Regions from separate parts of the Homo sapiens genome. Here region 1 is linked to region 2. A link is an interaction called in ENCODE POLR2A ChIA-PET data of the cell type or tissue named here. Cell type or tissue: PC-9. All regions are shown on one strand. Each heading gives the region's core, and the rest is flanking DNA. Links, peaks and the distances in the headings are about the cores only.

Region 1 (16,216 bases), core at 5,911-10,910, 94 kb before region 2:
GGGATTACAGGCATGCGCCACCACGCCTGGCTAATTTTTCTATTTTTAGTAGCGATGGGATTTCTCCATGTTGATCAGGCTGGTCTTGAGCTCCCAACCTCAGGTGACCCACCCTCGGCCTCCCAAAGTGCTGGGATTACAGCTGTGAGCCACCGCGCCCAGCCTAGTATCATTGGTTTCTACACTACTAGGTATTAGAGGCACGTTTCTCTCTAATTATAACAGCCAAAAAGACCATCAGGCCAAGCATGGTGGCATGCGTCTATAGGACCACCTACTCACAAGGCTCAGGCAGGAAGACTAAGCCAGGAGTTCAAGGTTGCATTGAGCTATGATTGTGCCTGTGAACATGCACTGTACTTCAGACTGTACAACAACACAGTAAGACCTCATAAGAAAAAAAGAAAGAAAGAAAAAAAAAGGCTGAGCATAGGTGGCTTATGCCTATAACCCCAGCGCTTTAGGATGCAGAGAGGACTGCTTGAGCCCACGAGTGAGCCATGATCACATTACTACACTCTAGTCTGGGTAATAGAGTGAGACTATTTAAACAACAACAAAAAGAAATAATGCTGGCCGGGCGTGGTGGCTCATACCTGTAATCCCAGCGCTTTCGGAAGCCAAGGCAGGAGGAGTGCCTCAGCTCAGGGGTTTGAGACCATCCTGGGCAACATGGTGAAGCCCCATTTCCACAGAAAATTAAAAATAAAAATAAATTTAAAAAATAGGCATGCATGGTAGCATATACCTGTAATCCCAGGTAATTGGAGGCAAGACATCATCTCAAAAAAAAAAAAAAAAACCTTCTCATAAAGCAAAACGACAGGGTATGGGCTGACTTCCTCTCCTTCATAAAAGCAACTAGAAAAGTGTCTGAATCAACTTTTTCAGAACTTTGGAAGTTAACCAAAGGCTTATAACAAGTGGGAAATTTTTATTCAAGAGACTATCAAGTTTTCTAGCACATTAATTTGCCCTATTATTCCCATCTCCAGCTCCACAGCCAGCTTAGAAGCTGACAGCCCTCAATCACAATGAAAACCAGAAGCCTGAGAGGTGAATCAAAACAGGGTTAAAACATCTTCAAAGCCTCCTTCTCAGTGAATTGTCATTATTTCATCTGTATAGGGAGTCTGTGTGAGAACACAATGACAAGGTTGGATTTATTTGACCTGAAAACTGACCCAAACAAAAACCTTTTCTGCATGAGGTGTTTACAAAAAACATTTGAAAGTAACTGTTTTAAACTTATTGCCTATCTGAGGTGGAAGACTACTACAGTTGGAGCAAACTACATACAGGCTAACTAAAAATCTGTAAAGAAGGCCGGGCACGGTGGCTCACGCCTGTAATCTCAGTACTTTGGGAGGCGGGCGAATCACCTGAGGTCGGGAGTTTGAGACCAGCCTGCCCAACATGAGAAACCCTGTCTCTACTAAAGAAAATACAAAATTAGCTGGGCGTAATGGTGCATGCCTGTAATCCTAGCTACTCGGGAGGCTGAGGCATTAGAATCACTTGAACCCAGGAGGTGGAGGTTGCAGTGAGCCGAGATTGTGCCACTGCACTCCAGGCTGGGCAACAAGAGCGAAACTCCATCTCAAGAAAAAAAAAAAAATCTGTAAAGAAAAACTTTGAGCCGGGTGCAGTGGCTCAAGCCTGTAATCTCAGCACTTTGGGAGGCCAAGGCAGGCAGATCACGAGGTCAAGAGATCGAGACCATCCTGGCCAACATGGTGAAACCCTGTCTCTACTAAAAATACAAAAATTAGCCAGGCGTGGTGGCATGCTCCTGTAATCCCAGCTACTCAGCTGAGGCAGGAGAATCGCTTGAACCCCGGAGGTGGAGGTTGTAGTGAGCCGAGATCGTGCCACTGCACTCCATCCTGGGCGACAGAGCGAGACTCCGTCTCGATTTTAAAAAAAAGAGAGAAAAAAAAAAAACTTTGGAAGTAAAGACTAAGGTGGCTGTGAATTGCCTGGCTTAGTGCTGAATTGATTCCCAAGATTAGGTTTAAGAAAATCTCGTCAATCTTAGCTGACAACAAGGCTAACCAAGCAGGAACTTCAGTAGCCAACTATTATAAAGAACAGAATTAGTTCAGGAAAGTCACTAAACAAAAAAAGGGCAATAACGAACAATGTGCTCTGCTGAAGAAGGAAGATCTGATTCCAGGAAATGCCATATTATTTAAAGTTGTCTGTTTTCAACAAAAAAATTACAAGACTTGTAAAGAAACAAAAGGGTGTCCCATGCAAAGGGCTGGAAAGCTATGTAGAAATGATCCTTGAGGAAACACTGCTGTTGGACTTACTAGACAAGGAATTCAAATCAGTTACCAAACACATTTATTTTCATTTTATTTTGGTTTTTGAGACAGAGTCTTACTCTGCTGCCCAGGTTGGAGTGCAGTGGCACAAACTCGGCTCAGTGTACCTTCCATCTCCTGGGTTCAAGCAATTCTCTTGCCTCAGCCTCCCAAGTAGCTGGGACTATAGTCGCCCTTCACTATGCCTGGCTAATTTTTGCATTTTTAGTGGATACGGAGTTTTGCCATGTTGGCCAGCTGGTCTCAAACTCCTGATCTCAAGTGATCCACCCACCTTGGCCTCCCAAAGTGCTGCTGGGATTATAGGCTGAAGCCATGACACCCAGCCACTACAGAACACGTTTAAAAGAAAATATATCAAAAGAACTGAAGGAAAACATAGGAATACTATCTCAAAAAGCATGTCCATAGAAATTAGCAAAAAAAAAAACCAAAAAACAGAAATTCGTTTTTTCCCATCAGATACTACACTCTACAACATACCAAACAGAAAAAGTACAGTAACTGTAATAAAGTTTCACTAACCACATGTCCCACCACACATTCAAGCAGACAAAATAGTTCATTTGAAGATAGATCAATTAAAATTATCCAGCCTGAGAAAATGAAAAAAAAGGGGGTGGGGGGATGGGGGCTGAGAACTCAAGGACATGTGGAGCACTACTGAGTGTGCCACCACAAACATAATGGGAGTACAAGGAGAGAAGAAAAAGGTACGGAAAGATTTGTAGAAATAATGACTGAAAACCCGATAAATTTTATTAAAAACATTAATCTAGACACCCAAGAAATTCAATAAATTCTAAGTAGAATAAACTCAAAGAGATTCATACCTAGAATAACATAATCAAGCTGATGAAAGAAAAAAGACAAGGAGAGTATCTTACCAGCAGCAAGATAGAAGCAACTCATCACATACAATACTCAATAAATTAACAGCTGATGTCTCATCAGAAACCATGGAGGACAGAAAGCAGTGGGGGAGCATATTCAAAATGTTCAAAGAAAAGGAATGCCAACCAGGAATCCTTCATCTGGCAAAGCTATCCCCAAAGATACAGGAGGAATTAGGATATTCCCTAGATAACAAAAAGAGGTAATTCATTGCTAGCAGTCCTGCTGAAACAAGAAAAATTCAAGAATCCTGGCTGAAATGAAAAAACACTGAACACTGACCTGAATCCGTATGAAAAACTACTGGCAAAGATACACAGGTAAATACAAAGGACAGTATAAATCTCCTAATTAAAGAACAACTGGGCTGGGTGCAGTGGCTCATTTCTGTAATCCCAACACTTTGGGAAGCTAAAACGGGAGATCAGTTTGAGCCCAGAGGTTCGACACCAGACTGGGCAACATACTGAGAACCTCAACTTTACAAAAAATTAAAAAATTTATCAGGTGTGGTGGCACATGTTTGTGGTCCCAGCTACCTGGGAGGACCGCTTTGAGTCTGGAGGGTTGAGGCTGCACTGAGCTGTGATCGTGTCCTGCGTGGGCAACAGAATGAAACCCTGTCTCAAAAAAATAACTGCATGAAGCAAGAATTATAAACCTTTTGGTGATCACATAATGTATAAAGGTATAATTTGCATGACAATAATGGCAAAAATCAAGGGGAAGGGGACAAAGCCATACTAAATGAAATTTTTGGATCCTACCGAAACTAAAAGATTGGAGTAAGTTAAAATGTTAGTTTTAATACCCAAGGCAACCACTAAGAAACAAAACAAAAAATAAAGTCAAAGAAACATAGGAGTTAAGATGGTACACTACAAAATATCTATTTAACAGTAAGACAGGCAGTAATGGAAGAACAGAGGAACAAAAGTGACAAGAGATAGAAAGATTAACAGCAAAAGAGCCCTATATTATCAATAAATACATTAAATGCAAGACAGGCAGAATGTAGTAAACACAAACACAAATTCACAAACATGCTCCAACCATACCTTCTCTAAAAGAGACCTACTTCAAATTAAGACACATATAGCTTGAGAAAAACAAAACAAAACAAAACAAAAAACAAAACAAAAATATACCAAGCAAACCACCATAAGAGAACTATAATGGTTATACTAGTATCAAACAAAACAAATGTTTAAGAAAAAAACTGTTAATAGAGACAAAGACATTTTACAGTAAGGGTCAATCCATCAGAAATATGTAACCATTAAGGCCGGGCACGGTGGCTCATGACCATAATCCCAGCACTTTGAGAGGCCAAGGTGGGTAGATCACCTGAGGTCAGGAGTTCAAGGCCAGCCTGGGGAACATGGTGAAACCCCATCTGTACTAAAAGTACAAAAAAAAATTAGCTGGAAATGGTGGCGCACGCCTGTAGTTCCAGCTACTCCAGAGGCTGAGGCAGGAAAATCAATGAAACGTGGGAGGAGGAGGTTGCAGTGAGACAAGACAGTGCCACCACACTCCAGCCTGGGTGACACAGCGAGACACAAGACTCCATCTCAAAAACAATAATAAAATAAAGAAGTATGTAACAATTATAAAAACACATGTACTTAAAAACAAAGCCCCAAACACCTGACGGAAAAACTGACAAAACTGAAGGGAGAAAAAGACAGTTAAAATAATAGGAGGCCGGGCATAGTGGCTCATGCCTGTGATCCCAGCACTTTGGGAGGCTGAGGCGAGTGGATCACTTGAGGTCAGGAGTTTGAGACCAGCCAGGCCAACATGGTGAAATCCCATCTCTACTAAAAATTTAAAAATCATCTGGGTGTGATGGTGAGCACCTGTAATCCCAGCTACTGAGGCACAAGAATCGCTTAAACCTAGGAGGCGGAGGTTGCTGTGAACCAAGATCACACCACTGCACACCAGCCTGGGGGACAGAGGCAGACTCTGTCTCAGAAAAATAAAAAATTAAAAATAAAAAAAATTGGGCTGGGCGTGGTGGTTCACACCTGTAATCTCAGCACTTTGGGACGCCAAGGCGGGCGGATCACCTGAGGTCAGGAGTTCGAGACCTGCCTGACCAACATGGAAAAACCCCATCTCTACTAAATATACAAAATTAGCTAGGCGTGGTGGCGCATGCCTGTAATCCCAGCTACTTGGAAGGCTGAGGCAGGAGAATCACTTGAACCCAGGAGGCGGAGGGTTGCGGTGAGCCGAGATCATGCCACTGCACTCTAGCCTGGGCAACAAGAGCAAAACTCCATCTCAAAAAAAAAAAAAATTGAATACTTCTGTACTCCACTTTCAATAATAGATAGATCTACAAAGATAGGCCAGGTGCAGTAGCTCATGCCTGTAATCAATCGCAGCACTTCTGGAGGCCAAAGTGGTAGGATGCCTTGAGCCCAGGAGTTCAACACTAGCCTGGGCAAGACAGTGAAATCCTGTCTCTACAAAAAATAAAAAATTAGCTGGGCATGGTGGTGCATACCTGTAATGCCAGCTACTTCAGAGTTTGAGGGGGGAGGTGGAGGCTGCAGTGAGCCATAATCATGCCACTGTACTCCAGCCTGGGTGACATACACACACACACAAAAATTAAGTTAACGCCAGGCGTGGTGGCTCATGCCTGTAATCCCAGCAACTTTGGGAGGCCAAGGCAGGCAGATCACTTGAGGTCAGGAGTTCGAGACCAGCCTGCCCAACATGGTGAAACCCCATCTCTACTAAAAATACAAAAATTAGTTGGGAGGGGTGGCATGTCTCTATAGTCCAAGCTACTTGGGAGGCTGAAGCAGGAGAATCACTTGAGCCTGCAAGGCAGAGGTTGTAGTGAGCCAAGATCGCACCACTGCACTCCAGCCTGGGCAATAGAGCAAGACTCTGTCTCAAAAAAAAAAAAAGAAAAAAAAATTAAGTTAAATAAATAAAATAATTAATAAATTTAACAAAATCAGTACAAGATGTACACTGAAAATGAAAAAATATCACTGAAAAAAATTAAAGAGGCCAGGCGTAGTGGTTCACACATGTAAGCCCAGCACTTTGGGAGGCTGAGGTGGCAGATCACCTGAGGTCAGGAGTTTGAGACCGGCCTGGCCAACATGGCAAAACCCCATCTCAACTAAAAATACAAAAATTAGTGGGGCATGGTGGTGCACACTTGTAATCCCAGCTACTCGGCAGGCTGAGGCAGAAGAATCACTTGAACCCGGGAGGCAGAAGTTGCAGTGAGCCGAGATCATGCCAATGCACTCCAGCCTGGGCAACAAGAGTGAAACTCCATCTCAAAAAAAAAAGAAAGAAAGAAAAAAAGAAAAAAATTAAAGACCTAAATAAGTAGAAAAACATCCCAGATTCACGGATTAAAAAGACAATGTTATTAAGACAGCAGTACTCCCCCAAATGAGCTAAAAATTCAACGTAATCCTCTCAACATTCCCAGTAGGCTGTTTTGCAATTTTTTTTTTTTTTTTTTTTTGAGATGGAGTCTCGCTCTGTCGCCCAGGCTGGAGTGCAGTGGCGAGATCTCGGCTCACTACAAGCTCTGCCTCCTGGGTTCACACTATTCTCCTGCCTCAGCCTCCCAAGTAGCTGGGACTACAGGCGCCCGCCACCACGCCTAGCTAATTTTTTTGTATTTTTAGTAGAGACAGGGTTTCACCGTGTTAGTCAGGATGGTCTTGATCTCCTGAACTCATGATTCGCCCGCCTCGGCCTCCCAAAGTGCTGGGATTACAGGCATGAGCCACCGCACCCAGCCTTAACTAGCTGATCTTAAACTTTTTAGGAAAATTCAAGGAACCGAGAAGAGCTGCAACAATTTTAAAAAACAACAAAGCTGGGAAATTCATAATCCCCAATTTCAAAACTTACTGAAAACCTATTGTGATCAAGACTGTGGAACTGGCCTTTGAGACACAGATCAACAGAATTAAGAAACCAAAAATAGCCCAGGTATGGTGACTCACACCTGTAATCCCAGCACTTTGGGAGGCTGTGGCAGGAGGATCACTTGAGCCCGGGAGTTTGAGATCAGCTCGGGCAACATACTGAAACCTCATCTCTACAAAAAGAAAAAAAAGAAGAAGAAGAAGAAGAAAATTTAACCAGCTGAGAGTGGGTGGCACGTGCCTGTGGTCCCAGGTACTTGGGAGGTTGAGGTGGGAGGATCACTTAATACAGGAGTTTGAGGTTGCAGTAAGCTATGATTGCACCACTGTACTCCAGCCTAGTCGACAGCAAGACCTTGCCACTTAAAAGAGAGAGACCACAAACTAACCCATGCACTATGGGCAATTGCTTTTTTTGAGAATAATTCAAAAGGCAAAGTAGTGGTCTCAACAAATGCTGCTGGAACAACTGGATATTCACATGCAAAAGATGAATTTGGACCTCTACCTCACACCAGATACAAAACCTTAACTCAAATGGATCTAGTATGTATCATAAATAGTATAGGACTTTGGACTTAAAACCATTGGACCATTTTAAACTGCTGTCACTTTCACTGAACCTCTTCTTCCGCAAGTCTACAATTATTCATATAATCCAATTCAAAAAAAGTCATATTCATGTATGTACTTCTTACCCTGCACAAGCTTGCAGACAGGCCAACATTGTCGCCAAAGTTTCTGGAGGAAGTTGAGCACTTTTGGGCTGGTCTTTTTCTGGGGCAAGTCCGCCCAAAATAGAAGGACACCGTCTCTTTAAAAAAGTCATACACGCCTGGATAAAAGGCTCCTGAAGAATAGAAAAGTCTCTCAGTGTATTTAAAATTGATCTTAAATGTTTTTGGATTAAAGATAACTACTAAGCACTATAACTAAAATCCAAAATAAGTAACATCTTCATTGCCATTTAAAAAAGTTGTTTCTTTCAAATTTTTCTTTAGTTTATTACTGCTGCACAAATTTTAAAAGTTGTACTTGATAGCCATTTTAGCCACCAAAATTTAAGAGCAAAAATAAATGAACAAATCCTGCTTACCCCATGCTCTCGAATTTTATCTGTGAGCCACTTATCAAGTTTGAGGTATTCACGACGTGAAGCAAGTGCAGCAAGGTCAATAACAAAGGCAAATGGAGTACCATTTAGCAGCATTGACAAGGCCTAAAGGACAAAGCACATTAGATAATGCAAATGGAGCAATTAAGTAACTATCTCTGTCCCATATTCTGTTTTTCGCTTTCCACAAACAAGTTCAAATAAAACACACTGCTAATACTTCCTTGGTCACAATTTAAACAGCTAAGCACAATTCAGGGGTAACATTAGTCATTATTTTCTAAAATAATGATCACATTTTAAAGGTGAATACATGACACTACCTTCCAAACAAACTTTACCGTGCTCTTTAAAATAACTAAACCTAGAGCAGAACAAGACTCAAAGCATGAATAATTATCCCTACCCATTTTTCAAAATCTAAACACAGGCTTAAGCACAACTATATCACCAGTACATTAATGCACCTAGTGATTAATAATATAGAGTCTAGGCTGTACGTGGTGGCTCACGACTGTAATCCCAGCACTTTGGGAGGCCAAGGTGGGTGGATCACCTAAAGTCAGGAGTTCAAGACCAGCCTGGCCAACATGGTGAAACCCTGTCTCTACTAAAAATAAAAAAATTAGCCAGGTACGTTGGCAGGCGCCTGTAGTCCCAGCTACTTGGGAGGCTGAGGCAGGAGAATCACTTGAACCCGGGAGGCAGAGATTGCAGTGAGCCAAGAGGCGCCACTACACTCCAGCCTGGGCGACAGAGTAAGATTCTATCTCCAAAAAAAAAAGATATAGAGTAATTCATCAAAAGATCCTGTTGATTCTCACAGAGTTGCTTAAGGGAAGAAGCATGCCTAGTTTCCCCAAAAACTGTATCTAACATAACTTATGAGAAAAGCTAACTTTTCACTATAAAACAGCTTTACAATATATGGAAGACCAATCAAAAATAAAAACACTTTTATCTACCTAAAGCCACTCTCCTTCCTATCCTTTTTAAGAAACCTCTAAATCTCATCTCATTCTAGGAGCTAGTCACATGTGAATTATTCCTAGAGCATCTTTGTTACATAAGCATTTACTTTTTTTCCTTTTTTCTTTTTTTTTTGAGATGGAGTCTCACTCTGTCACCCAGGCTGGAGTGCAGTGGCACAATCTTGGCTCACCACAACCTCCGCCTCCCAGGTTCAAGCGATTCTCCTGCCTCAGCCTCCTGAGTAGCTGGGATTACAGGCACGCACTCCACGCCCGGCTAATTTTTCTATTTTTAGTAGAGATGGTGTTTCACCATGTTTTGGTCAGGCTGGTCTCGAATTCCTGACCTTGTGGATCCGCCCACCTCAGCCTCCCAAAGTGCTGGGATTACAGGCATGAGCCACCGCGCCCGGCCTTTTTTTCTCATTAGTAAATAAACTGGTGTCAGTCTGTCCCTCTGAACTCACCTTCAAGTCCTGGGCCACATCAAGTATTCGAGACAATTTGGCCTGATCATACTGCTCCCCTCTCATGTACCATTCTGCCATTGCATGCATGATAAGTTGGCGAATTGAGGGAGACTGTCCCTAAAAAGGGGAAGAAAGATTAAATAGCAATACTGCTAAACACTGTGATAGATATTATTACAAATGCCCAGTTAATTTTGCTAGAACTTGTATAAAAATCAGGTATACCTGTGCTGACATTAAGTTCAGGCCTCAAACTATGCAATTACCGTGACGTTCTTTATGGGAAAGCCAAGTTACCTCCACATATTCCAAATAAAGCCTGTTCCTAAACTTGGGTCATATAGTCATTCAACAAACTTATTTGTCCTATTTTAAGTCTGACTATCATTTTCAGAAACACAAATGTGAACTAGATTATGTGAACATGAGGTTACATCAAGTTTATATAATTACTTTAAATGCAAATTACTGGTATATAAATAAAAACAAAACAATTTAAGGTAACTATTTCTGATGTTGCACAGTATAGTGTTGGATGTATCACTACTTCTGGGAGTGGCGCCTGTACACACATTCTAAATCTTATTTCCACAAACAAGAATCTTTGATTTTTTTAATTCCATTTCTTTTTTTTTTTTTACTGGCAGGTAGCCTGGTTTTCAGAAACAACGATGAATGATGCAAATATCTAGAATTCAGTGAGTATTTATCATAGAAGCAACAGCAAGACCACTACTATTGCTATATCTAAGTAATATCCCAGTTAATTGTCCTAGAGTGGCAGATGGTCTGCTAGAACAAGTATTCAATCACAAGTGAGGAGATGCAGCTCGTTTACCAGCCCTTTCTACCTCACAGCTATGGTGAGAAAGGAATGAAGACCATCTGGACTGCAAATGCTTGGTTAAATGTTTATCATGCATTTTGTAAACTGTTAAAGTCTACAATGTTAATTGAGTCTCTAGGAAAGGAGGGGAAACTAACTGAATGACCTAGAACTAAGGCTAACATTTTTCACTTATAATAAAGAGCCTTATTTCACTAATTTGTAAAAAGCACTTGTATATAATATAAACTACTCCAAGTATGGGTAAAGGATAAAAAGTAGCTAAAAAGGGCACTCGGGGTAAAGGGGAAGAAAGTTTTTTTCTGCATGTATCATATAATGTAGGATATTAGCTTGGGAAACAGGGCAAGACTCTGTCTCTACAAAAATTCAAAAAATTAACCGGGTATGGTGGCATGTGCCTGTGGTCCCATCTACTTAGGATGGCTGAGGCAGAATGACTGACTGAGCCTGGGAGGTTGAGGCTGCAGTGAGACATGTTTGCATCACTGCACTCCAGCCTAGGTGACAGGGCAAGCAAGATCCTCTCTCTCAAAAAAAAAAAAAAAAGTAGGGGAGGGAAAAAAATCAGTGGACAAAAGAATACTTACTTGCCAAATACATTCTACAAAATTAGAGGTAAAAAGCACAGGGGCTTGAAAGGCATTTCAGCACAAACTGAAATAAAATGTAAATGTTGGATTTAGATAAATTAGAAAAGAGTGCTAATTAAAAATTGCTCTGTGATCTCTCATTTCTTGTGAACATATGACATCAATACCTTCTGCCTCCATGATAGATGTTTAAGCTCCTTCGCATAAAAAGGAAAGTGATGCCCTAGCAATACAGACCTTTCTTAATATTGAAATTATTAAATATTGGCCGGGTGTGGTGGCTCACACCTGTAATCCCAGAACTTTGGGAGGCCGAGGTGGGTGGATCATTTGAGGTCAGGAGTTTGAGACTATCCTGGCCAACATGGTGAAATCCCACTTCTATTAAGAATACAAAAATTAGCTGTGCATGGTGATGCACGCCTGTAATCCCAGCTCCACAGGAGGCTGAGGCAGGAGAATCACTTGAACCCAGGAGATGGAGGTTGCAGTGAGAAAGACTGCACCATTGCACTCCAGCCTGGGCGACAGAGCAAGACACCATCTCAAAAAAAAAAAAAAAAGGAAAGAAAATAAAATTATTAAATATTATTTTGCCTCCTTGCTTTTGGGATCTTGTATTTTATTGCTCACATGATTCTAAAAGATAAAACAAGTTTTATGACAGTATGACTTTTAAAGTCATAATAATTCAGAGATGTAAAAAAAAATTTCTCTGGTTGAGCTTCCTCAACACTCCAAAGAAGATCAATTATTCAGATGAAAAAATGGTAAGCACACGGTCACATCTTACCTGCCCATGCCATGCATAGTGCAAAATAATAGCTGAGTTAGGATGGTTTCCAAGGAAAATTGGCATCAGAGTGGAGATAAGTTCATGGCGCAAGGTATGCCAAGAGGTGTTAATTTGTAGTAAGGCCAATACCAGCATGTCTGGACAGTGTTTGATAGGGAAGCTGAAGAGCTGTTTGACTTGCTCATACTGCCCAACCTCTGCAAGCCTCAGCAGAGATTCAATCAAATCCAAGCTCTTCCTAACGAGAAAGGAAGAAACATGCTTTATCAATGAAAATCCAAGTATACAGATTAATTTTCAAAATAAGTGATACCAGCTTGTAAGCACAAAACCAAGTTGGTGTCATGTTTTAATATTAGAAGTTTGAAGTCCACAGCACTCTCTTTAAGAATTATTTTTGCCCCAAGAGGTTGAAACTGGTTGACTTTAACTGAGCCTGAAGATCTAACTCTATCCTCAGCCCATGAAAACCATGGGGATAGAGAATGAAGTAAACACCATGAGAAAACAGGTAAGAAAATAACATGGGGTAGACTAGAGAACAAATGCTGTATTTCTCTATCAAATCAATGGCAAAAAATAAATTTAAAAGACAGAACAAAGACAGATTTACAGAATAAAAGAAACTATGGACTGCGTCTGGATTCTCAATCATAGAAATTTTTAAAAGACATTTTTGAGCCAATTGGGGAACTTAAATGTAAATAACTACCTATATTAAGGAACTGTTATTTGTTAATGTGATAATGGTATTTAAGCTTTATAAAAATGGAAAGAGCCCTTTATCTGTTCAAATAAAATGAAGAAGAAACACTACTATATACACTAGACTCATAAGGAAAAAAATAAGCAATTTTTCAAATCTAATGTTGGCTACCACCTAAGAAAAGAACACACCACCACCAAAAAAAGTAAAGACAATTATTTGATCAATAACAGAAATGTGTTCTGGGAGGGTATAGATAGAAAAAAATTGAAGATACATTATGAACTAGATCCCTTTGGGGAACAATTCAGGCCGCGCTCTCTCCCTGTAGCCCTGCGTACTTCAAAAATGATCAAAGTACTTGTACCATTCTTTCTTCACACATTCACAGAGAGGAATGACGGGACAGAGTTCCAAGAGAAACCTGATATACACACCAGGCCGGACTAAGATTCTACCTCGAAAATTTGAAACTGGAACTCAGAGAAACTAGATACTTTAGCTGAAAAGCATTAGATTTGGCCAGGTGCTGTAGCTCACACCTGCAATCCCAGCACTTTGAGAGACCGAGGCGGATGGATCACTTGAGGTCAGGAGTTTAAGACCAGCCTTGCCAACATGGTAAAACCTCATCTCTACTAAAAATATAAAACTTAGCCCAGGGCGGTGGTGAGCACTTGTAATCCTAGCTACTCGGGAGGCTGAGGCAGGAGAATCGCTTAAACCGGGGAGGCGGAGGTTGCAGTGAGCTGAGATTGTGCCACTGCACTCCTGAGATTGTGCCACTGCACTCCAGCCTGGGCAACAGAGCGAGACTCCATCCCAAAAATATAAATAAGAAAAGAAAAGAAAACTATTAGATTTGACAGGTTGGCCACCTTGAGCAACTTACAAATAAAAAAAAAAAAAGGCATAAGCTCTACAGAGAAGAAATCTCAATACTAAGGGAGAAAGGAGGAAGTACAAATCTTTCCAACATTTGATACTTTCAGATTTGATGCTTTTAAAAGAACACCTAAAGACAGACCTTACAAGATATAACTAACGATAGAGACTGAAAAAGAATTTATCTACCAACCCCCTCTATAAATACTTAAGATAAGTAAGGTCACTAAAACTACTGCTTCATTTAAACCTGTTAACTATGTACTTGGCTTACTATTAACTTTATATTTCACAAAATAAGAAGTAATCTTTTAAATGAAAGATGAATCAAAGTGTTTACCATGTGGCAATTTCTCGATTGTCATCCTCTGGTGGTGCTTTCAGAATATCAGTGGCAACAGTATGACAGGGATAGTCAGCAAAACAGAAGATCTCTGGATTTATAAGGGAATGTTGAATGAAGGAGAGCTGCAATGAAAGAAAATGCTTACCACCATAAATGATTGTGAATGCTATAAAAATCTGAAATGTTTTCACTAGGCTATTGTCAATCTTAAGGTTATTAGCATGGCAATTTCCCGTTTAAAATCTTAATTATTTGCCCTTTGAAAACCACACATAATTCAGACACATTAAAGGTGCATAATGAAACCCTGTCTGGATTATCAATCATAACAACTGTTAAAAGACATTTCTGAGCCAATTAGGGAAACTTAACGTTGCCTTGGAAATGAACATCATTAAACTATTGGGAAAACACCTTGACTGTTAAAAGACATTTCTGAGCCAATTAGGGAAACTTAACGTTGCCTTGGAAATGAACATCATTAAACTATTGGGAAAACACCTTGACAGTTACACCTTAAAGGAGTCTGCCTAATACTAAAACTATGATAATATTCCTTCAATACTTATGGACAGTCCTTGCTTTTCTGTGCTATGTATAACAAATTCTACTTTACAAGAATATTTCGATCAATGGGTAGATGGCACTACATAAAGAATAAGTCATGTTTTATTCCCCCATCTATAGCTAAATACCACTTACTCACCTGGCCTTCAGCATGTTTCCAAGGTCTATATATGAGGTCTACTGGGAACACTTCCATACCCAAACCCCTCTGAATGCCATAAACCACATTATGAAGTCCTTTACTGTCACGAATTTGAAATCCAGGATGGTCCAGTTCATAAGTTACTTCCTTGAAATTCAAACTTGGATTCTAAAAAAGACCAAAGCAGTTTAAAATGTAATGAATGTGTGTATATTTTGATACATTATCCAAAAGGCCAAATTAAATCTGAAATTCAATTTAGATGTTCTACTTACAAAATTTTTAATGTGAATTTTAAGAAACCCATTCTTTTTTTTTCTTTTTTTTTTTTTAAGACAGAGTCTCACTCCGTTGCTCAGGCTGCAGTGCAGTGGCATGATCTCAGCTCACTGAAACCTCTGCCTCTTTGGTTCAAGAGATTCTCGTGCCTCAGCCTCCCAAGTATCTGGGATTACAGAAGTACACCAACATGCCCAGGTAATTTTTTAAAATTTTAGTAGAGACAGGTTTTCGCCATGCTGGCCAGGATGGTATCAAACTCCTGGCCTCATGTGATCCACCTGCCTCGGCCTCCCAAAATGCTGGGATTACAGGAGTGAGCCTCCACAACCGGCTTATCACACTACCTTTTAATATCTAAAAGTTCCATTCTAGAGCCAGGTGCAGTGGCTTATGCCTGTAATCACAGCACTTTGGAAGGAGGGCGCATTGCCTGAGGTCAGGAGTTTGAGACCAGCCTGACCAACATGATGAAACCCTGTCTCTACTAAAAATACAAAAAAAAAAAAAAAAAAATTAGCCAGGCATGGTGGCACAAGCCTGTAGACCGAGCTACTTGGGAGGCTGAGGCAGGAGAACTGCTTGAACCCAGGAGCCAGAGGGTGCAGTGAGCTGTGATCGTGCCACTGCACTTCAGCCTGGCCAACAGAGTGAGACTCCGTCTAAAAAAAACAAACAAAAACAAAAGTTCCATTCTAGGCCAGGTACAATGGCTCACGCTTGTAATCCCAACGCTTTGCTCCCAAAGGTGGGAGGATCACTAACTAGAGCCCAGGAGTTAAAGTCCAATATGGGCAACACAGCAAAAGGAAAAATAAATAGAGTTCAATTCCTTTATGTCTTATTTAAGCCCTTCAATATTTTAGTAGAGGTACTTTATTTTTTATTCAGTTTGCAACCGAAGTAGAAGTGGCAAGATAATTATGATTTTCACTGTTCTTATCCACCATAAACAAGAGTAACTTAGAAGTAGCACCCCAAATTACAAGGTAACAACCCTAATGAAAAAATTTAAATTTGGTTACGTACTGCCTGCAGTACACAATTAACTTGGACACTTTATTACTTTTTGAGTTAACGAAGGTGGAAAATTCTTAAAAATTTGCTTTCTTTGGACTATATCATTCAAATACCACAAATCAAAAATCATCATCACATATACTCACCAGTTCTTTAAGAACGTCAATCAAGACTTCTACATTCCATGTGTGTGCCTGTGCTCCATCACTTTTATCTTTCCCATCACTCCAGATCCCACTGCCCGGAGCAGAAATACTCTGTAGAAGTAAAACTTGAATTAAACAAACCCAACTACTCCATGTGTTCACTTCTGGTCGATAGAACAATCAATCATAC
Region 2 (8,467 bases), core at 1-5,000:
GTGGCCTTCTGTCCATAGTCATTCTCCAGAGGGAAGTCAGACTGGATTCTTTCTTATGAGATCTACCGACTCTCTTCACCCGTGGATTCCAGGCATGGAGAAGTTGAGAACTGGGAGAGGAGGAGGGGTCCTCTATGATGTGAGACTTCCTGCCGCCATCCACGGCACTGCCAGGACTGGGGAGCAGGAAGGGGACTGGATTTGAGCTGTCCAGAGGTGTGGGGCCTGAGTTTGCCCCAGTCCCTGGAAGAGGATGTCCGGATGTCATCCCACCAGTTGGAATGATCGTGGACTAAGAATGGCCCCATAGCTCTAAGAGATGGGTTCCTGCGACCAATGGCAAAGGCCTTGTGTTCCCTGGGAGGCAGTGGTTATGCCAAGAGATCCACAAAGATGGCGTTGGCTGTGGTCTGGCCGAAGATGAAGGCTCCCAGGGTGACCAAGAGGACTCCGTAGCTGACCAGCACCCACCAGCTGTAGAACAGAGGGTGAGAGAGGTCTGATCAGTCATCCCATCCCATGACTGCAGACTTCAATATATATAACTGTTAATTACTGTAATTATCGCACTTCTCCTGTTGGTAGAGCACTTCCTACTTCCCAAAGACTTCAATACAAAGGTAGTGTGGGGCCAGGTGTATTGTCCCTAGTCCATAGGTAAGAAGACCAAGATCTAATGGGAGTAACTGATTGTTCACATCATGCCACGATTCGAATGTAGGCATCCTGATGGAAAGATGTTCAGAAAAAAGCACGTCACATGGAATGTGGTCTATTTCATTAAAAAAAGGAAACAAAAAGCAGACATCTGCAAATGTATGTACCAATTAACAGCAACAGGGATAAAACGGAATTGAAATAAAGGGTGATTTCCGGCCGGGTGTGGTGGCTCACACCTGTAATCCCAGCACTTTGGGAGGCCAAGGCGGGCAACCTGAGGTCAGGAGTTCGAGACCAGCCTGGGCAAGATGGCAAAACCCCATCTCTACTAAAAACAGAAAAATTAGGCTGGGTGCAGTGGCTCATGTCTGTAATTCCAGCACTTTGGGAGGCCGAGGCAGATGGATCACCTGAGGTCAGGAGTTCAAGACCAGCCTGGGCAAGATGGCGAAACCCCATCTCTACTAAAAATAGAAAAATTAGGCTGGGTGTGGTGGCTCATGTCTATAATCCCAGCACTTTGGGAGGCCAAGGCAGGTGGATCACCTGAGGTCAGGAGTTTGAGACCAGCCTGGCCAGCGTGGTGAAACCCCGTCTCTACTAAAAAAATACAAAAAATGGCTGGGTATGGTGGCTCACGCCTGTAATCCCAGAACTTTGGGAGGCCAAGGTGGGCGGATCACCTGAGGTCAGGAGTTCGAGATCAGCCTAGCCAACATGGTGAAACCCCGTCTCTACCAAAAATACAAAAATTAGCCAGGCATGGTGCTGCGCACCTGTAATCCCAGATACCCTGGAGGTTGCAGTGAGCCGAGATCATGCCACTGCACTCCAGCCTGGGTGACAGAGCGAGATTCCATCTCAAAACAACAACAACAAACCCAAAAAATTAGCTGGGTGTGGTGGTGGGCGCCTGTAATCCAAGCTACTCAGGAGGCTGAGGCAGGAGAATCGCTTGAACCCGGGAGGTGGAGGTTGTTGTAGTGAGCAGAGATCGCGCCATTGCACTCCAGCCTGGGCAACGAGTGAAACTCCATCTCAAAAAAAAAAAAAAAAAAAAAGACAAAAAAAAAAGAAATAAAGGGTGATTTTTTTTCTTCTTCTTCTTTTTCTTTTTTTGAGACAGAGTTTTGCTATCACCCAGGCTGGAGTGCAGTGGTGCGATCTCCACTTACTGCAACCTCCGCCTCCGGGGTTCAAGCAATTCTCCTACCTCAGCCTCCCGAGCTAGGACTACAGGCATGCGCCACCACAACCAGGTAATTTTTGTATTTTTAGTAAAGACGGGGTTTTGCCATGTTGGCCAGGCTGGTCTCGAACTCCTGACCTCAGGTGATCTGCCTGTCTTGGCCTCCCAAAGTGCTGGGATTACAGGCGTGAGTCACTGTGCCTGGCCAATTTTTTTTCTTTTTTAGACATGTTTGTATGGCTTTTTTTTTTTTTTTTTTTTTTTTTTTTTGAGACAGAGTTTCCCTCTTGTTGCCCAGGCTGGAGTGTAATGGTGTGATCTCGGCTCACTGCAACCTCCGCCTCCTGGGTTCAAGCAATTCTCCTGCCTCAGTCTCCCAAGTAGCTGGGATTACAGGCAGGTGCCACCATGCCCAGCTAATTTTGTATTTTTAGTAGAGATGGGGTTTCACCATGTTGGTCAGGCTGGTCTCGAACTCCTGACCTCGGGTGATCTGCCCATGTTGGCCTCCCAAAGTGCTGGGATTACAGGCATGAGCCAATGCACCTGGCTGAAACCACTTTTCATAAAACAAAACAAGAGCCCTGCATCTATGTATACATCTCCATAGCTATGTGTACACAGACACGCACACATGTACAGAAGTGGTTGAGGACACAGACCATACTGGTAACATGGAGCTATCTCAGAAAGGATGTGGGGGCGAGTGGGTTGTGGGGGAAGAGGGACTTCCATCTTTTTGTATTAAGCCCTTTATTAATGTTTAAATTGTTAACAACTAGCACACTACCGAATTTTTAAAAGTATTAAAAAAAAAACAACAACAACCTGGCTGGGTGTGGTGGCTCACGCCTGTAATGCCAGCACTTTGGGAGGCCGAGGAAGGAGGATCACCTAAGGTCAGGAGTTCGAGACCGGCCTGGCCAACATGGTGAAACCTCGTCTCTACTAAAAATACAAAAATTAGCTGGGTGTGGTGGCAGGCATCTGTAGTCCTAGCTACTCGGGAGGCTGAGGCACGAGAATGGTGTGAACCCAGGAGGCGGAGCTTGCAGTGAGCTGAGATCGTGCCACTGCACTCCAGGCTGGGCGACACAGCGAGACTCCGGCTCAAAAAAAAAAAAACAAAACAAAAACCCATGATTTCTAAGTACACAAGCCTCTGACTCCTATCTGTTTTAAGGCCCCCACAAAGCCACATTCCAATCCAGCACCTCCCTGAGAGGATCAAGGGCTGGGTCCTGCTTTACCTGGCTGGTTTGACCTCTTCCATCTCAGAGAGTTTGGCTTGAATGAGGCACAGCCCTGAAAGAGAAGAAGTGGCCCTGAGCATTTGTGAGGGGAGAGGGCTCCCTCCCTCCTAGCCACCTCCTTTCCCAAGAAGCAGTGCTGGATGGAGAAAGGCCCATGTTTACTCTTCTAGAAATTCCATCTCTGCCCCCACACCACATCCTGCTGGGGTCATCTGGCATCTGCTCTCCCATGACAGGCTGGCATCTGACAAGACCCCTTGGGCAGCATGCTAGACTCAGCTAAAGGGACAGCACTCAATGGTGACTCAGTGGTGGCCCAACCCCAGGGGTCTTCCTAGTACACTTCCCAGCAGATCTGGCTCCCCTGCTCCAAGCAAAGCAGCTGGGGCTTTCAGGGTGGCTTCCTGGATAGAGACAAGCTGGAAAAGGGTGGAACTCATGGCTGGGCAGACAGGACAGTTCTCCAGGGATCTGGCGGTAGATCTGTGTCTGGAACCCAGGTTCCCTGATGTCTGTGTCAGGGTGCCACCCCAGACCCCACTGCCCTCTGGGCTGTAATGGGCTGAACCAGCCAGATAGATCCCTCATAGTCAAGGAGCAGCAGACACCTGAATGAATGGTTAAAAGAATAGACTCTGGACCCAGACAGCGTGGGATGGAAAAGGTTACTAGTTGAGTTTGTTAAGCTCTAGGCAAGTCTGTGACCCTTTCTGAGCCCCACGTGCCATCAGTAAACTGGAGATCACAACTATACCTTCTTTCCAGGAGATAATGCTTGGATAGGGGCTAGTACAGAGGCGAGACAGGTGATCAATTAGTGCTGGTGGTTACTCTCTCCTGCATGTTTTGAGCAAGTAGGGAGCTGAGGCTAGGCAGGCCCTGGGAGTCTGTGCTGTGGGGCTGTGAGATGGGGCGCCAGGGGTCCGCACCTGGGAAGACGAAGATGAAGCAGGCGGCCAGGCCTCCAATGACTGAGATCACCTTGCCGATGTCAGGGATGAAGAGCGCCAGCAGCAGGGTGAGCAGGAACCAGACCAGCGTCTGCAGCACTCGCCGCCGCCGCTCCCGCCCCACGTCCTCCTCCACTGGCACCCCCTGGTAGCGCAGCCACAGGCCTTCCACCACCGCCCTGCCCACATGGAGAAGGGCTTAGAGGTGCCCCTGCTGCTAGCAGCTCCCCACCTCTAGCTCACAGGAGCCAGACCCCTAACTGGGTAGACTGCGGGGAAAGCCCCATTCCTGACCCTCAGTTTCCTCTTCTGTAAAATGGGCCACCAGCACTCTGTTTACCACAGGGACTAGAGACGGTGAATGTCGAGAGCTTAGCACTTTGCTTTACATCACATGGAAACTGATATTGTTTTTTCCTTAAAAGGAACTGTCTGGGGCATCCAAAGGGGAGGGTGTCCATGTGAAAGCTCAGGAAAGGATCTGGATAGAGATTCTTTTGTTTTTTGTTTTTTTGAGACAGGGTCTGGCTCTCTCACCCAGGCTGGAGTGCAGTGGTGCAATCTTGGCTCACTGCAGCCTTGAACTCCTGGGCTCCAGCCATCCTTCTGCCTCAGCCTCCCAAGTGGCTGAGTAGCTGGGACCACAGGTGCATCCCACCACACCTGGCTATTTATTTTATTTTGTGTAGAGATGGGGTCTCACTAGGTTGCCCAGGTGGTCTTGAACTCCCAGGCTCAAGCGATCCTTCTGCCTCAGCCTCCCAAAGTGCTGGGTTTAGAGACGTGAGCCACCGTGCCATGCCATGGATAGAGATTCTTACAGGACTCACGGAATGTTCTGGTGACCCCAGGACAAAGGGCGCTTCTGACACCTGGCCTGGGATATGTAGGGACCCATCCTAGGCACCGACTCTTTTCTACAGGCTTCAGTTTCTCCTTCTACAGGATGGGGTCCACACAAGGCCAAAGGACCATGTTGGAAGCGCTCACAGGGGCTAGGAGGGGCCCTGGGGAGTGGAAGGGGGCTCACCGCCCACAGAAGTGCAGGATAGGGTAGGAGGTGAGCACGCTCAGGATGATGAAGGCTCGGGCAACGGCCACGGCCATGTCCTCCGAGGGATAGGACAGGAGCACGTCAGGATCCACAGCAGCTCCAAAGGTCAGGAAGCCACAGATGCCTGTGGGCAGGGACAACTGGGTCAGGGCAACCCTGGGAGGGTAGTGGGGTGGACTGTCCACTCCTCCTAGGAGCAACATCAGCCTGGAGGCTGCAGCAGCAGCTCTGGACACTTAGACGGAGGCTCAGAGTGGGAGATGGGGCTCCGATCAGATGCCTCCCTCCCTGACTTCTCAGATCCCCCATCGCTGGAAGCCCTCCAGCCCCCAGCTTTCTGAGCCTGAACTTGCCCAGCACATTCCCACCTCAGTGCCTTGGCACTGACTGTTCTGTCTGGCAGACCTTCAGATGCCATCTCCTTATCATTTGGGTCTCAGTTTAGATGTCCTTCCTCAGAGAATGCTTCCTGCCAGTCCATCTACAATGACCCCCACCCCAGGCACTCTCTCACATCACGCTGTCTTATTTTTCTTTTCTTTTTTGAGACAGAGTCTTGCCCTGTTACCCAGACTAGAGCGCAGTAGTGTGATCATGGCTCACTGCAGCCTTGACCTCCTCGGCTCAAGCGATTCTCCCACCTGAGCCTCCCAGGTAGCTAGGACTACAGGCAGATGCCACCACACCCAGCTAATTTTCTTGTAGAGATGGGGTCTTGCTACGTTTCCCAGTCTGGTCTTGAACTCCTGGGCTCAAGTAATCCTCCTACCTCACCCTCCCAGAGTGTGAGCCACTACACCCAGCCTTCTTCTTTTTTATTTTTTTGAGATGGAGTTTCACTCTTGTTGCCCAGGCTGGCACGCGGTGGCACGATCTCGGCTCAGTGCAGCCTCCACTTCCCAGGTTCAAGTGATTCTCCTGCCTCAGCCTCCTGAGTAGCTGGGATTACACCATGCCCGGCTAATTTTTTTTTTTTTTTTTTTTTTTTTTTTTGAGATGGAGTCGCGCTCTGTCATGCCCAGGCTGGAGTACAATGGCATGATCTTGGTCTCCTGGGTTCTCATGCCTCAGCCTCCTAAGCAGCTGGGATTACAGTCACCTGCCGCCACACCTGGCTAATTTTTTTTTTTTTTTGAGATGGAGTTTTGCTCTTTCACCCAGGCTGGAATGCAGTGGTGCGATTTCAGCTTACTGCCACCTCTGCCTTCTGGTTTTAAGTGATTCTCCTGCCACAGACTCCCGAGTAGCTGGGATTACAGGCGCCCGCCACCAAGCCTGACTAATTTTTGTATTTTTAGTAGAAATGAGGTTTCACTATGTTGGCCAGGCTGGTCTCGAACTCCTGACCTCGTCATCCGCCTGCCTCGGGAAGTGCTGGGATTACAGGCGTGAGCCACCACGCCCAGCCCTAATTTTTTTATTTTTAGTAAGATGGGGTTTCGCCATGTTGGTTGGGCTGGTCTCGAACTCCTGACCTCATGTGATCTGCCTGCCTGGGCCTCCCAAAGTGCTGGGATCACAGGCGTGAGCCCCAGTGCCTGGCCGTTTTTTTTTTTTTTTTTAAAGACAGGATCTTGCTCTGTCACTCAGGCTGGAGTGAAGTGGTACAATCATAGTTCCACTGTAGTCTTGAATTCTTAGACTCAAGTTCCTCCTGACTTGGCCTCCCAAGTCACTGGGACTACAGGCACATGCCACCATGCCTGGCTAATTTTTTTTTTTTGAAGACAGAGTCTCACTTTCTCCCCCAGGCTGGAGTGCAGCGGCGCGATCTTGGCTCACTGCAACCTCGGCCTCCCAGGTTCAAGTGATTCTCATGCCTTAGCCTCCCGAGTAGCTGGGATTACAGGCACCACCACCACGCCCGGCTAATTTTTGTAATTTTGATAGAGACAGGGTTTTGCCATGTTGGCCAGGCTGGTCTCGAACTCCTGGCCTCAAGTGATTCACCCACCTTGGCCTCTCAAAGTCCTGGGATTACAGGCGTGAGCCACCATGCCTGGCGGACGCCCAGCTAATTCTTTAATTTTTGTAGAGATGAGTCTCACTATGTTGCCGAGGCTGGTCTTGAACTCCTGGCCTCAAGCGGTTCTCCCATCTCAGCTTTTCAAAGTGTTGGGATTACAGGCATGATCCACTGGGCCTGTCCCCTAACACTCATTTCTCTCTTTTTTAGAGACAGGGTCTCACTCTGTTGCCCAGTTTGGAGTGTAATGGCATGATCATGGGTCTCTACAGCCTTGATCTCATAGGCTCAAGCGATCCTCCCACCTCAGCCTCCCAAGTAGCTGGGTCCACAGGTGCATGTTACCATAACCTGGCTAATTTTTAAATTTTTTGTAGAGATGGAGTTTCACCATGTTGCCCAGCCTGTCTTGAACTCCTGGGCTCCAGAGAACCTCCCACCTTGGCCTCCCATAGCTGAGATTATAGGTGTGAGCCACTGTGACTGGCCTCATCGCTTTCTAATTTTTTTTTAACTGTACTATCACACTGGTCTTTAAGTAAACAATAATACAAATAAAAATAATAACAATAATAATAGTAATTAATTTTTACAGGCTTATTTTCTGTCTCCCCAGCCAGGACATGAGCCCCAGGAGAATAGGGATTTGGCTGTTTGCCTCTCTTGTTCCTGGCTGTGTATTCAGAGGCTAGAACAGTATTGGCCCAGGCAGCTCCTACGGTCTATCCGTGGAAAGAACTCAGGGGATCCTTCTTCCAGGGTCTCCTAGACTTGCTCCCTCACCCCAACCACTCTCCACACGGCAGCCAGAGCCACCTTTCCCCGAACCACCCCCCTGCTTAAAACACTTCCTCGATGACTCCCAGCAGCCCTCGAGGCCCAACAGGATCTGGCTGCCAGTGCCTGTCTGGCCTCACTGCCTTCACCTGCCCCCATCACACACCACTCCAGCCACATAGACTTTCTTCCTGGCCCTGCCTCAGTGATTTGGTGTTTTGTGGTTCCTCTGCCTGGAACCCTTCTTCCCCAGCTCCTCCTCTTCTGGCTCTTTCTCATCATTTGGGCCTTCTCTGAGAAGAACCTTCTGTGAACCACTCCCAAAGCCACCCATCCAGTCCCATTCATACCTTCCCCATTTTAGGCTGGGTTGGTGGCTCATGCCTGTAACCCCAGCACTTTGGGAGGCCGAGGCAGGAGAATTGCTTGAGCCCAGGAATTCAAGACCAGGCTAGGCAACATAGTGAGACCTTGTCTCTGCTAGAAAAAAAAAAAAAAAAAAATTAGCTGGGCACAATGGCACATGGCTGTAGTCCCAGCTACTCTGGAGGCTGAGGCAGGAGGATCACTCGACCTCAGCAGGTTGAGGTTGCAGTGAGCTATCATCATGCCACTGCA

The links. Peaks named below come from ENCODE experiments on the same cell type or tissue, not always from the same donor. Only the 100,000 strongest peaks of a DNase experiment are listed, where the experiment ranks them.
Region 1: POLR2A ChIA-PET joins it to region 2 with 5 read pairs; 4 of 35 experiments call an interaction of 5 or more read pairs at or near these places.

Annotation. Positions count from the first base shown.
Region 1 is chr16:58,566,767-58,582,982 of GRCh38, forward strand. It overlaps CNOT1 (CCR4-NOT transcription complex subunit 1), which reads right to left. Exons shown (of 49, transcript NM_016284.5): 10 at 16,027-16,137; 11 at 14,579-14,749; 12 at 13,867-13,994; 13 at 11,933-12,173; 14 at 9,697-9,816; 15 at 8,241-8,363; 16 at 7,843-7,994. Among named protein-coding and RNA genes, the nearest start is that of SNORA50A, 15 kb to the left of the region's middle. In PC-9, for the core only: no CTCF peak of the experiment used is centred there; no DNase peak of the experiment used is centred there; H3K27ac peaks cover 424 bases.
Region 2 is chr16:58,667,014-58,675,480 of GRCh38, forward strand. SLC38A7 (solute carrier family 38 member 7) reads right to left here. Exons shown (of 12, transcript NM_018231.3): 9 at 5,083-5,230; 10 at 4,032-4,231; 11 at 3,100-3,154; 12 at 1-474. The coding sequence ends at 372. Among named protein-coding and RNA genes, the nearest start is that of SLC38A7, 14 kb to the right of the region's middle. In PC-9, for the core only: no CTCF peak of the experiment used is centred there; no DNase peak of the experiment used is centred there.